Linked DNA regions of Homo sapiens: region 2 is linked to region 1. Evidence: chromatin loops called from intact Hi-C (ENCODE). Cell type or tissue: CD4-positive, alpha-beta T cell. All regions are shown on one strand. Each heading gives the region's core, and the rest is flanking DNA. Links, peaks and the distances in the headings are about the cores only. Region 1 has its middle 11 kb from the start of CHST10. Region 2 has its middle 9.0 kb from the start of PDCL3.

Region 1 (7,197 bases), core at 1-5,000:
CAAGGGAATCCATGTGTTCAAGAATCCCAGCTTTTCTAAAAAGAAGGAGAAGGATTTTAAAATAAAAGAAACCCAAAGAAGAAAAGCATAAAGAAGAAAAGCACAAAGAAGAAAAAAAGAGAAGAAGTAAAAAAAAAAAAAAAAAAAAAAGAAGTCAAAAGACTTGACAGCAGCTGATGTAGTTAAAACAGTGGAAGGAAAAGAAGTAAAAGAAAAAGCCATTTCAGGAGCCAGAGGTGCCTGAGATTGATGTTCCAAGTCTCAAACCCATTTTTGGAATTCCTTTGGCTGGTGCAGTAGAGAGAACCATGATATATGATGGCATTTGGCTGCTGGCCGTTTTCCGTGAATTACGTAGAGAAGTATGGCATGAAGTGTGAAGGCATCTACAGAGTATCAGGAATTAAATCAAAGATGGATGAGCTAAAAGCAGCCTATGACCAGGAGAAGTCTACAAACTTGGAAGAATATGACCCTAACACTGTAGCCAGTTTGCGGAAGCAGTATTTGTGAGATCTTCCGGAGAATTTGCTTACCAAAGAGCTTATGCCTAGATTTGAAGAGGCTTATGGGAGGACCACAGAGACTGAGAAAGTGCAGGAATTCCAGCGTTTACTCAAAGAACTGCCAGAAGGTAACTATCTTCTGATTTCTTTGTTCGTTGTGCACATGGACCATGTCATCACAAAGGAACTGGAAGCAAAAATGAATATACAGAACATTTATATAGTGGTCAGCCCAACTGTGCAGATCAGCAATCTAGTCCTGTATGTGTTCTTCACACATGTGCAAGAACTCTTTGGAAATGTGGTTCTAAAGCAAGTGACGAAAACTCGGCGATGGTCTAACGTGGCCACGATGCCCACGCTGCCAGAGACCCAGGCAGGCTTCAAGGAGGAGATCAGGATACAGGAGTTGCTTTTGAATTGTTTACATCAAGATCTGCAGGGTGGGATAAAGGATTTGTCTGAAGAAGAAAGATTATGGGAAGTACAAAGAATTTTGACAGCTCTCAGAAGAAAACTGAGAGAAGCTAAAAGACAGGGGTGTGAAACCAAGATTGCACAAGAGATAGCCAGTCTTTCAAAAGAGGCTGTTTCCAAAAAAAAAGATGAATGAAAATGAAGAAGTTATAAATATTCTCCTTGTTCAGGAGAAAGAGATCCTGACTAAACAGGAGGAGCTCCTGGGCATGGAGCAGTTTCTGCGCCGGCAGATTGCCTCAGAAAAAGAAGAGATTGAGTGCCTCAGAGCCGAGACTGCGGAAATTCAGAGTCACCAGCAGCAGGGCCTAAGCGAGACTGAGGAGTACTCCTCCGAGAGCGAGAGTGAGGATGAGGAGGAGCTGCAGATCATTCTGGAAGATTTACAGAGACAGAACGAAGAGCTGGAAATAAAGAACAACCATTTGAATCAAGCAATTCACGAGGAGAGTGAGGCCGTCATCGAGCCGCGCATGCAGCCCTGGCTGCTCCAGTTGCAGCCAGACAGGGCCAAGCAGCAGGCGCAGGAGGACGAGGAGCCCGAGTGGCGCGGAGGTGCCATCCAGACGCCCAAGAATGGCATCCTCGAGCCAGTAGCAGCTAAATAGCCACCAAAGGCAGGCAAGAAGCCGGCAAAGCCATTGCCCAGCAGGCACAGGAAGGAGACGTCCATCTGAGCAGCCTCCGTGGCCATCCGGAGTCCGTGAGACTGAAAGGACTCATGCATCTTACTGTAACCCGGGGGCCAGGCTGGCTCTCTCGCTGTACATTCTGTAAAGGTGTCTTCTCTTCTCAGACTCTTCCTCGGTCACACGTCTGACTCCTTCGCGTCAGGCTTAGGTTCTATGGGAGGACGAAGCAGGGGATGCATTGTGGGCTTTAGGGACAGATGAGTTTTCCAGGTAGTGTCAGCATATTTGAAGATTTTAATTTTCTTCCTTAACTTGAAATAACTATTTTAACCCTTGAGTGGCTTCTTTTTAAACCACAAATCGTCTTTCTTTGCTTTTTTATCACAGCAGAATCAGGATCATTCAAGTGGGGAACCACACCAGGTCAGTGCTGCGCCCTCCGTGATCTCTGGTACCTTCACTCTTGCTTGTGCCTTCAACACCTTGGTGCAGATCCCTATGGGGGAACTACCTCAGGTTCTCTGAGTGGTCAGAGCAGTGCATGGTGGGTGTTCCCTGGTCCACCCTCCTAACTCTCTCCTTCTGCAGTTCTAAACCACAGTCCATAAGCCAGAGTCACCAGGACGGCCTATCTGGCCGCAGACGGGCTGCCTGCGGAGCCAGCCCATCCACCCCGGGCAGCGCAGGCCAGCCGAGAGGCCGCCCGTTCCCGCCGGTTTCTTACTGTGGGGACCAGCAAAGGCCTTCTCACTGGGTTGATCAAAGATAGTCTCCTTGGCCTGGTGCATCCACAGAGGATGTTGCTCAAACCAGAAATCTTTTAAATGACTGACCTTTCTTAAAAACAGAATGACTCTGCTTGCTTGGGCTAGAATGTACACGTCTTCTTGCCTGAATAAGCCATATATATGCTCTTAAACAAAAGTTTGATACTATCCATATCGTCTCAGTGAACCTACTAGTGGACTCCCAATTGACAAGATCGAGCAATAAAAAAATTCCTTTCCTTTGAATGATAGTTGTGATTCACCCCGTCCCATTTTCTTGTTTCTGGTCCATCTGCTGAAATGGATGCTCTGATGCTCTGAAGCTTCTGGGAGGCCGGGCTCTGGAGGCAACGTGCTGCAGGCGCACTCTGTCAGAGTGAACAGCACCCGCGAGACAGGCCAGGCTCCTGGCTCAGAAGACAAACCCCACACCCACTCAAGGAAATGAAAACAAACCCCACACGAGGGCGCTCTCCTCCTCCTCCTAGGTAGTATTTATTTTCAGCACCTCTTTGATGCAGTTTTTAATCCTCTACCTATTGCACTGTTGTGACTCGTTGGCCATTATTTGATTTTTGTACGAAAAAAAAGCTTTGTTATAGAAATCAGCATACTATTTTTTAAATCTGGAGAGAAGATATTCTGGTGACTGAAAGTATGGTCAGGTGTCAGATATAAATGTGCAAATACCTTCTTGCTGTCCTGTCAGTCTCAGTACATTCACTTTATACCTGCTGGCAATATTGAAGGTTCCTTTTTTGTTTGTGTAAACTCTAATTTCTATCAAGGTGTCATGGATTTTTAAAATTAGTATTTCATTACGAATGTCTCAGCATTGCTTAACTCATTTTTGCCAGAACCATTATTGATCAAGCAAATAAATTCAGCCATTTGGGAAAAAGAAAAAAAAAACCCATCAGATCTCGTGAGATTTATTCACTATCACGAGAACAGCACGGGAAAGACTTGCCCCCATGATTCAATTAACTCCCACTGGGTCCCTCCCACAACAAGTGGGAATTTAAGATGAGATTTGAGTGGGGACACAGCCAAGCCATGTCATTAGAAAATACTTTCAGATGAATGAAAATGAAAGTACCACATACCAAAACTTATTGGGATGCACTGAAAGCAATGTTCAGAAATTTATAGCTGTCAATGTCAACTTTTAAAAAGAAAAAAATCTGAAATCCAACCTAATCTTTCACCTTAAAAAACTATAAAAAGAATAGCAAATTAAACTCAAAGCAAGATGAAGAAATAATAAAGAGTAGAAACAAATGAAGGAGAAAATAGGAAAACAATAGAGAAAATCAACTAATGAAAAGTTGGTTTTTTGAAAAGATCAACAAAATTGATACACCTTTGCCTAGACTGACCAAGAAAAAGAGGAATCAAATTACTAAAATCAAGATTGAAAAAAGGAGCATTATTACAAACCTTACAGAAACAAAAAAGGTCATAGATCAATTGTGTGCCAACAAATTAGAGGACCTAATGGAATATACAAATTCCTAGCGAAACAAACAGGTAAATTAACTCAAGATGAAATAAAAAATTTGGATCAAACCTTAAGAAGTAAGAGATTGAATTAGTAACTTAAAATTTTCCTATAGAGTAAAGACACAGCCCACTTAACTTCACTGTTAAATTCTACCAGACATTTAAAAAAGAACTAATACCAGCACCCACAAACGCTTCTAAAAAACAAGAGGATGAAATACATCCTGTATTCATCCATTTTCATGCTGCTGATAAAGACACACCTGAGACTGGGCAATATACAAAAGAAAGAGCCTTAATGGACTCACAGTTTCATGTGGCTGAGGAGGCTTCATAATCACCTCGGAAGACAAAAGGCACATCTCATATGGCGGCAGACAAGAGAAGAGAATGAGAGCCAAGCAAAAGGGGTTTCCCCTTATAAAACCATCAGATCTCATTAGCCTTGTTCACTACCACGAGAACAGTGAGGGGAAACTGCCCCTATGATTCAGTTATCTCCCACTGGGTCCCTCCCACAACATGAGGGAATTATGTAAGCTACAATTCAAGATGAGATTTGGGTGAGGACACAGCCAAACCATATCACATCCCAACCCATTCTCTGAGGTCAGTATTACCCTGATACCAATACCAGACTTATACATCACAAGAAAACAAGAAACCAATACCACTTATGACTATAGACACAAAAACTCTCCACAGAATACAAGCAAACTGAATCCAGCAACATATTAAAGAATTATATACTATAGCCAAGTGGATTGTATCCAGGAATTAAAGGTTGTGTTAATATATATCAGTAGGTCAAAGGACAAAATCATATGACTAAATAGAATCAGAAAAAGCAGTTGACAAAATTTAACTCCCTTCATGATAAATACATGCAACAAACTAGGAATAGAAGGCAACTTCCTCAAACTGATAAACGTGATCTACAAAAACCCACAAATAACATCAATGAGAAAAGACTAAAAACTTTCTCTCTGAGATCAGGAACAAGACAAGGATGTCTGTTTTCATCATGTCTATTCAAGATTCTGCTTTCATCAGTTTTTTTCAACATTTTATTGGGGCTCTAGCTATGACAGTTAGGCAAGAAAAAGAAAGCATCTGTATTGGAAAAGAAGAAGTTAAACTATCTCTATTTGCAGATGGCATAATCTTGCATGTAGAAAATCCCAAAGTCTCCACCAGAAAACTATTAGAACTAATACATGAGTTCAGGAAAATTGTAGGCTATAAGGTCAAGATATAAAACAATTGTATTTTTATAGACCAGCAAAGAATGACCTGAAAATGAAATTGGGAAAATGATTATATTGAAAATAGCATATAAGGGAATAAAATTATTAGGGATAAATTTAACAAAAAGAGGTTCAAAACATATACTCTAGAAATATTTTTGAAAGAAATTAAAGAATACCTAAATAAATGTAAATGCATCCCATGTTCATATATCAGAGGACTTAATACTGTTAAGATATACTCTCCATATTGATCTACAACTTTATTGCAATCCTCATCAAAATTCCGGCTGGCTTCTTGGTAGAAATAGCCAATCTGAAGCTAAAATTCACATGAAAATGTAAGACACTCAGAGTGGCCAAAACAATCTTCAAAAGGAAGATCAAAGTCTGAGGAATCACACTTCCTGATCTTAAAATATACTACAAAGCCACAGTAATCAAGACAGTGTGGTAACAGCATAAGAACAGATATATAAATCAGTGGAATAGAATTGAGAGTCCAGAAATAAGCCATTTATGGCCAATTGGTTTCCAACAGGAGTGCTAAGACAATAAAATAAAAAAGGAATAGCTTTTTCAATAGATGGTACTGAGACAACTGGATATCCACATGCAAAAGAATGAATTTAGATGCCTCTCTCACACTTACACAAAAATTAACTCAAAATGGACCATAGACTTAACAAGAGCTAAAACTAAAAATCTAGTAAAAACACAGGCATAAATCTTATAACCTTGGGTGAGACAGTATCTTCTTAGATATGCCACCAAAAGCACAAGCAACAAAAGAAAAAATAGATAAATTTTAAAAAATTTGTCCTTCAAAGGATACTATCAGGAAAATGAAGAGAAAATCCACAGAATTTTTTTTTTGCAAATCATATATATGTGTATTAGTCCATTTTGCATTGGTGTAAAGGAATACCTGAGACTGGATGATTTATAAAGAAAAGAGGTTTATTTTGGCTCATGGTTCTGCAGGCTGTTCAAGCGTGGGGCTGGCAAGCATGGTGCTAGCATCTGCTTCTGGTCAGAACCTCAGGAAACTTTTATTCATGGTAGAAGGTGATGGGGGAGCAGGTATGTCACACGGTGAGAAAAGGAGCAAGAGAGAGAGCGGGGAGATCCTCAATTCTTTTTAACCAGATCACACATGAACTCATAGAGTGGAAACTCACTCATTACCATGAGGGGGGCACCAAGCCATTCATGAGGGATCCACCCCCATGACACAAACATCTCACACTAGGCCCCTCCTCCCACATTGGGGATCACATTTGAACATGAGTTTTGGAGGGGACAAACATCCAAACTATAGCAATATGGTAAAGGACTAACATCTAGAATATCTACAGAATTCTTACAGTGTAATAATAAAAAGACAAATAGCCCAATTTAAATATGGGTAAAGGGTCTGCATAGACATTTTCCAAAGAAGATATACACATGGCTGATAAGCACATGTAAAGCTGCTGAACATCATTCATAAGTAGGGAAATGCAAATGAAAATCACAATGAAATACCACTCCACCCCAGCTAGGATGGCTATAATGACAAAAGACAATAACAAGTGTTGGTGAGTTGTGGAAAATGGAGCCCTTACACATTGCTGGTGAGAATGTAAAATGGTGCAGTTGCTTTGGAAAACTTTTTGGCAGGCTGGGCATGGTGGCTCACGCCTGTAATCCCAGCACTTTGGAAGGCCAAGGCAGACAGATCACCTGAGATCAGGAGTTCGAGACCAGACTGACCAACATGGTGAAACCCTGTCTCTACTAAAAGTACAAAAATTAGCCTGGTGTGGTGGCATGCTCCTGTAATTCCAGCTACCCGGGAGGCTGAGAAGGGAGAATCACTTGAACCAGCAGGTGGCGGTTGCAGTGAGCCAAGATCACGCCACTGCACTCCAGCCTGGGCGACAGAGCAAGACTCCGTTTCAAAAAAAAAAAATACTTTTTGGCGGTTTTTAAAAATGTTAAATGTAGAGTTACCATATAACCCAGCAATTTCACTCCTAGGTATATACCCAAGAGAAATGAAAACATATGTCTATGCAAAACT
Region 2 (7,197 bases), core at 1,632-6,631, 130 kb after region 1:
TGAATTTTTCTAGGTATACACCAAATTTTCTAGGAAAACAACTTTCTTTTACATTGAGGGTAAATTGTACTTTGGAATTTTACCAAGTTGTTCACTATTTTAGAAAATCAAGTCATTCTCTCATATTTCAGTTACCAAAGTAACATAGTGTTAGTCTGCATTAGTACCAGTGGTAGTCACAGTGATTCTACTTGTGTATAGACAAATGTGCTTATGTAGCTCTTATTTCAAAGTATTTGAAGTAAAGAAAAATGAATATTTTCCCTTAGAAATTTATATAATCTCCTGATGACTTGATTGTGTATTCTAGTATAGTTGTGCTACAGGATTTGCATACTGAAAATTTACCATTCTACTTTATACTTAAGGCAGTATGTTGATTTTTTTTTTTTTTTGACAGAGTCTCACTCTGTTGCCCAGGCTGGAGTACAGTGATGCAATCTCCGTTCACTGCAACCTCTGCCTCCCGGGTTCAAGTGATTCTCCTGCCTCAGCCTCCCAAGTAGCTGGGATTACAGACGACCACCACCATGCCTAGCTAATTTTTTGTATTTTTAGTAGAGACGGGGTTTCACTATGTTGGCCAGGCTGGTCTTGAACTCCTGACCTCATGATCCACCCACCTTGACCTATGTTGGTCAGGCTGGTCTTGAACTCCTGATCTCGTGATCCACCTGCCTTAGCCTCCCAAAGTGCTGGGATTACAGGTGTGAGCCACCGCGCCTGGAGGCAGTATGTTGATTTTTTAAAAATTGTTTTGCATGTAATTATGATATCTATAGACTTCATTTCAGATTAGGATGGAGGGCATACATCCTTGTTACCTAGGGGGCAGTGGGTCTGTTAAGAGTAGGGAGCCACGGTGCAAAAGGAAAACCAGGAAGAGATTATTGTCATAACTGAGCTGAAGTGGAAGAGTGGTCTGGGAGCTTGCTGGCACAGAGATAATTCAAGTATGTGATTCAGAGCAAAAGAGAGTACCACGAAAGGGAGGAACCCCCGGAAAAAGATGGGCAAGACAACTGGGATGCACAGTTGGAATGGCCAAGGAAGCCATGATAATAGAGAGAAGTGACGCTGTCCCCCTAGAACCTCGTAGGGTTGTTAAAGGCTTGCATGTATTTATTTATTTATTTATTTATTTATTTATTTATTTATTTAATTTCAATAGGTTTTTGGGGAACAGGTGGTGTTTGGTTACATGAATAAATTCTTTAGTGGTGATTTCTGAGATTTTGGTTCACCCATCACCCGAGCAGTTTACACTGTACCCAATGTATAGTCTTTCAGCCCTCACCTGCCTCCTGCCCCTGAATCCTCAAAGTCCATTGTATTATTCTTTGGGTCCTCATACCTTAGCTCCCACTTATGAGTGAGAACATACAATGTTTGATTTTCCATTCCTGAGTTACTTCACTTGTCTCAAAAAATATATACATATCCCAGCACTTTGGGAGGCCGAGGTGGGTGGATCACAAGGTCAGGAGATCGAGACCATCCTGGCTAACACGGTGAAACCCCATCTCTGCTAAAAATACAAAAAATTAGCCGGGCATGGTGGCAGGCGCCTGTAGTCCCAGCTACTCAGGAGGCTGAGGCAGGAGAATGGCTTGAACCTGGGAGGCGGAGCTTGCAGTGAGCCAAGATCTCACCACTGCACTCCAGCCTGGGCTACAGAGCAAGACTCCATCTAAAAAAAGAAAAAAAAATATATATATATATATATATATATATATATATATATATATATATATATGTATGTATACATATATACACACACACACACACGTGGGTATACATATATATGTGTATATATATATATAGAGAGAGAGAGAGAGTTTTAAAATATATTCTGGATATTAGTCCTTCATCGATATATGATTTGCAAAATTTTTCTACCATTCTGTGGGATTTCTTTTCAGTTTCTCTCCTTTGAAGCACAAGATATCTTAATTTTGTGTGTGTGTTTTGAGAAGGAGTCTTGCTCTGTCACTCAGGCTGGAGTGCACTGGTGCAGTTTTGGCTCACTGCAGCCTCCACCTCCCAGGTTTAAGTAGTTCTCCTGCCTCAGCCTCCCGAGTAGCTGGGATTACAGGCACCCACCACCACAGCCAGCTAATTTTATTTTTAGTAGAGACTAGGTTTCACCATGTCAGCCAGGCTGGTCTTGAACTCCTGACCTCAAGTGATCCACTCACCTTGGCCACCCAAAGTGCTGGAATTACAGGTGTGAGCCACTGTGCCCAGCTAATCTTTTAATTTTGATGATCCCCAGTTTACCTAATTTTGGATGAGATTAGGCACATTCAGGGTGGTATGGCCGTAGACAGTTTACCTAATTTTGTTGTTGTTATTGCTTGCGCATTCAATATCATATCTAGGAAACTCTTACCTAACCCAAGGTCATGAATATTTACACCTATATTTTCTTCTGAGAGTTTTATAGCTTTAGCTCTTACTTTTAGGATTGTGATCCATTTTAAGTTAGTTTTTGTATACTGTATGAGGCAGGAATCCAACTTTATTCTTTTGCATGTGTCTCAGCCTCCCAAGTAGCTGGGATTACAGGCACTTGCCACCATGCCTGGCTAATTTTTTGTATTTTTAATAGAGACGGGTTTACACTATGTTGGCCAGGCTGGTCTCGAACTCCTGACCTCATGATCTGCCCGCCTCGGCCTCCCAAAGTGCTGGGATTACAGGCGTGAGCCACCGCACCTTGCCTAGGCTCAAAACTCTTATAATTCAATATGAAAAGTCAAATAACTCAATTTTAAAATGGGCAAAAGATTGCAAAAGACATTATCCTAAAAAAAGATATTCATATGGCCACTAAGCACATGAAAAGATGCTCAACATCATTATTCAGTGAGGAAATGCAAATCAAAACTATAATGAAATGCCACTTTCCACCCACCAGGACAGCTATACTCAAAAAGATGGACAGTAACAAGTACTAACACAGATGTGGAGAAATTTAAACCCTGATACAATGTTGGTGGGAATGTAAAATGGGGCATCGGCTTTGGGAAACAAAACTCTTCAAAGTTACACAGAATTACCATATGACCCAACAATTCCACTTCTAGGCATATACCCAAAAGAATTAAAAACATGTATTCACATAAAAATTTTTTTTTTTTTTTTGAGACAGAGTCTCACTCTGTCGCCCAGGCTGGACTGCAGTGGCGTGATCTCGGCTCACTGCAACCTCCACCTCCCGGGTTCAAGTGATTCTCCTGCCTCAGCCTCCTGATTAGCTGGGACTACAGGCACCGGCCACCACGCCCAGCTAATTTTTGTATTTTTAGTAAAACGGGCTTTCACTGTGTTGGCCAGGCTGGTCTTGAACTCCAGACCTCAGGTGATCCACCTGCCTCAGCCTCCCAAAGTGCTGGGATTACAGGTGTGAGCCACCATGCCTGGCCTCACACAAAAACTTTTATGTGAATGTTCATAGCAGCATTACTCATAATAGCCAAAAAGTGTAAATAACCCAACTGCCCATCAACTGACGAATGGATAAACAAAACATGGTCTATCCAGACAACGGAATGTCATTTGGCTATAAAAAGAAATGAAGTACTGAAACATGCTGCAACATGAGTGAACCTCAAAACATTATTTTAAATCAAAGAAGCCAGATACAAAAAGCCACATATGTATCATTCCATTTTACACAGGATAGGCAAATCCACAGAGACAGAAAGTAGAGTAATGGCTGCCAGCGGGGAATAATGGCTGTCTTGGGGAAAGGATACATGGGGAGGTGAGACTGCCAACAGGCACAGGATCTCTCTGGAATTAGAGAGTGGTAATAGTTGCACAACATTGAGAATACACTATAAACTACTGAATTGTACTCTTAAAACAGTGTATTTTATGCCATGAGAATTTTATCTCCATAAAGCTGTTATTTTAAAATAAAGCAATACAGACATACCAAAAAAAGTGAAAAACTAGAGAAACTAAATGGCCATCATTTCACTATGTTAGTCAGGGTCCAGGGAGGAAAAACGAAGATACACTAGGTGTATTTGTCCTTTCTTGCATTGCTATAAAGAAATATCTGAGACTGGATAATTTATAAAGAAAAGAGGTTTAATTGGCTCTTGGGTCTGCAGGCTGTACAGGAAGCACGGCGGCATCTGCTTCTGGGGAGGCCTCAGGAAGCTTCTAATCATGGTGGAAGGCAGAGATGGAGTGAGTGTCTTACATGGCAGGAGCAGGAGTCAGAGAAATAGAGAGGGGAGGGCTACACACTTTGAAACAACCAGATCTCACAAGAACTCACTATCAAGAGAACAGCATCCAAAGGAATGTTGCTAAACCACCCTTATGATTTAATCACCTTCCACCAGGCCCCACCTCCAAAATTGGGGATAAACTCCAAGATTAGTAACTGCAGAAAGCACCTATCATCCTTAGGGCTAGGTAGAACAAAAGGGAAGGGATGGTGTTCCAAGAATCTGGAATGACCTGGAAGTTTGCTTACTGTAGGGTGGGCTCTAAGGAGTATTAGGACAGCCAAGGTGGGGCACTAGGCTGGTCCCGCAACCATGGAGAGGCGCTGCTGGGCATGAGAAAGGATGCTTGGGGCCCTCTCTGTGCTGCTGCTGCTGGAGGGAGGGGTGCCCACAAAATTCAGAAACAGGAAGTGCCTCGCCTCCCCGCCTCCACTCCTCTCACCCTGCTTCCCAGAATCAGAACCTCGCAGGAGGCCAGCGAGGAGGGAAGTGGCAATAATTAGTTTGTGGGTCTCAGTCCCCTAGTAAATTTCTGCTGGTTGGAAATAGGGAAGGAGAACAAATGGGTCCATGACTGTCCACCACAAATCTGACACAAGTGAGGTAATGTTTTGTATACTGATTTCATTTGAAGGAGACACTGTTTTAGGTGTTGTAGTAATACTATATCGTATCTCCTACTTATACCTGCTTTTTTCTACTTGACGTTATATAATGACATGGAAAATGCTTACGATAGTCTGGACTATTTTTAAAAGATCAAATAGAATTTCAGTGAAACATCGAAGTAGTATTAAACATAATGTGGTCTAAAGACCACCAATACCTGAATCACCTGAAATAGTTATCCAAGAGGCAGGTTGCTGGGCTGTACCCCAGCAACCTGCAGAATCAGAAACTCTGGGAAAAGGACTTGGAATCTACATTTTTAACACTCCTTAAGTAATTTTTACATGCACCAAGGTTGGTGAACCACTCCTTATGAAAGCTACAAAAGCCTACATAGTGAACTGCTCTTAAAATCAAAAGCTGTACTGTATTTTCATTTTGTTTCTTTTCCTAGAAAATTGTTGCTGAATTCTTTCTTTTATTTATTTATTTATTTTTTTCATTTTGAGACAGAGTCTCATTCTGTTGCCCAAGCTGGAGTGCAGTGGCGTGATCTTGGCTCACTGCAATCTCCACCTCCCGGGTTCAAGTGATTCTCCTGCCTCAGACTCCCGAGTAGCTGGGACTACAGGCACTCGCCACCACACCCGGCTAACTTTTGTATTTTTAGTAGAGACGGGGTTGCACTATGTTGGCCAGGCTGGTCTTGAACTCCTAACCCCATGATCCACCCACCTCGGCCTCCCAAGGTGCTGGGATTATAGATGTGAGCCGCCGCACCCAGCCAGTGCTGCTGAATTTCAATAGCCAATTAACTTTCTGTGAAAACAGGCTGGGTGTGGTGGCTCACGCCTGTAATCCCAGCACTTTGGGAGGCTGAGGCAGGCATATCACTTGAGGCCAGGAGTTTGAGACCAGCCTGGCCAACATAGTGAAGCCCATCTCTACAAAAAATTAGCTGGGCGTGGTGGTGCATGCCTGTAATCCCAGCTACTAAAGAGGCTGAGGCAGGAGAATCACTTGAACCCAGGAGGGGGAGGTTGCAGTGAGGTGAGATCGTGCCACTGCACTCTAGCCTGGGTGACAGAGCAAGTCTCTGTCTCAAAAAAATAAAAAAATAAAAACTTTTTCTAGGAAAATAGCTCTGCCCATAATCATGGGTTACCAAACCTTCCCATAGACATTTATTTCAGTGTTTGCCTCACTGGGTTCAACACTCCTAAAAGTTCTACAACCTTCCAGATGTTTTTATTGTAGACACTATTTTAGCATCTAGTTGTACCTTCAGCCATCTCTTAATCATCTTAATTTTCAGCTAGTCTGAAAACGGATAGAAGCCAGCAGCCAAGAACTCAGCTAAATAACACACCAGCACACACTCTTTCCAATTCCTTTTTTTTAATACAAGTAAATCAGGGATGAGAGACAATTCGACAAAAGGAAGGGGAAAGGAGTTTCCTTTTCACTGAGAAGTTTTTCACTGAGAAATTACACACAAGTAAATCTTGGGAAGATGGTTGTCTAAAGATCAAACATAAATCGCATTTGAAAAATGGAATTCCAGTGTATTTGGCAGTAGCCATGGAATCCCACATTTAATGATAGCTCATTGAAATTGCTCTTTTAGCCACTGCCACTCAGCTGAATCTTTACATACAGGCCTTTTATCTTAGAAGGAAATGAAATTTTGACATCGCTTGTTGTGTTATTCTATTTGCCTGTTCCCCTTAAGGAGGAGAAGGAACTGTGAGCTAATAACATCATTTCTATGTCCAAGATCCCATAAGGGCAAAGACTTACAGTCATCAAACTTCAACACCAGCTGCAGCAGCTTTTCCAGCAATTTGCACAAGGTCATTAATACCAGGTATTTTGCTTAGAAAATTGCTCTTGTAAAGGAAGGGTAACGTCTTACGCAGTTGTGCATAGAAGGAGTCCTATGTAAGTCTAGGCGTGAGTCACATGACTATGAGTGCTTGAGCTAAGTTGAAACATATTTCTAGTACTTGTTAAGAAATCCATACATTGTATATAACTTTAGAATTTGTCTTCCTCTCTGTTTTATTAAACCCATTTATCTTTTGTGAGAGATCATAAACACCTAATCCAGAAGGGACTGGGGAACAAGCAGGCACTGTATGGAGGGCAGACAGGCCAAACCCAGGTCTTCCGTCTCTGCAGGGAGCAAATGTGTGCAAACATATCAAGAAAAGTTGACATTGTTACAGACACTGCCAGAGGTAAGGAGAAAAAAATCAACATCTGGTAAAAGCCATCCCAAAGCTTTGCACACACACCAAAAAAAAGGTTGATTGGTGGAAATTAGCTACAAATAATAAAG

What was found. Hi-C counts contacts between places; a loop is a spot of excess contacts. Peaks named below come from ENCODE experiments on the same cell type or tissue, not always from the same donor. Only the 100,000 strongest peaks of a DNase experiment are listed, where the experiment ranks them.
Region 2: it touches region 1 in a loop (3-fold over the local background); 56 of 110 quality-filtered maps call a loop at or near these places.

The regions. Positions count from the first base shown.
Region 1 is chr2:100,425,005-100,432,201 of GRCh38, forward strand. It overlaps the pseudogene RALBP1P2. Among named protein-coding and RNA genes, the nearest start is that of CHST10, 11 kb to the left of the region's middle. In CD4-positive, alpha-beta T cell, for the core only: CTCF peaks have their summits at 2,869 and 3,090; a DNase peak (open chromatin) is centred at 2,827.
Region 2 is chr2:100,550,363-100,557,559 of GRCh38, forward strand. No RefSeq gene overlaps it. Among named protein-coding and RNA genes, the nearest start is that of PDCL3, 9.0 kb to the right of the region's middle. In CD4-positive, alpha-beta T cell, for the core only: no CTCF peak of the experiment used is centred there; a DNase peak (open chromatin) is centred at 4,639; H3K27ac peaks cover 675 bases.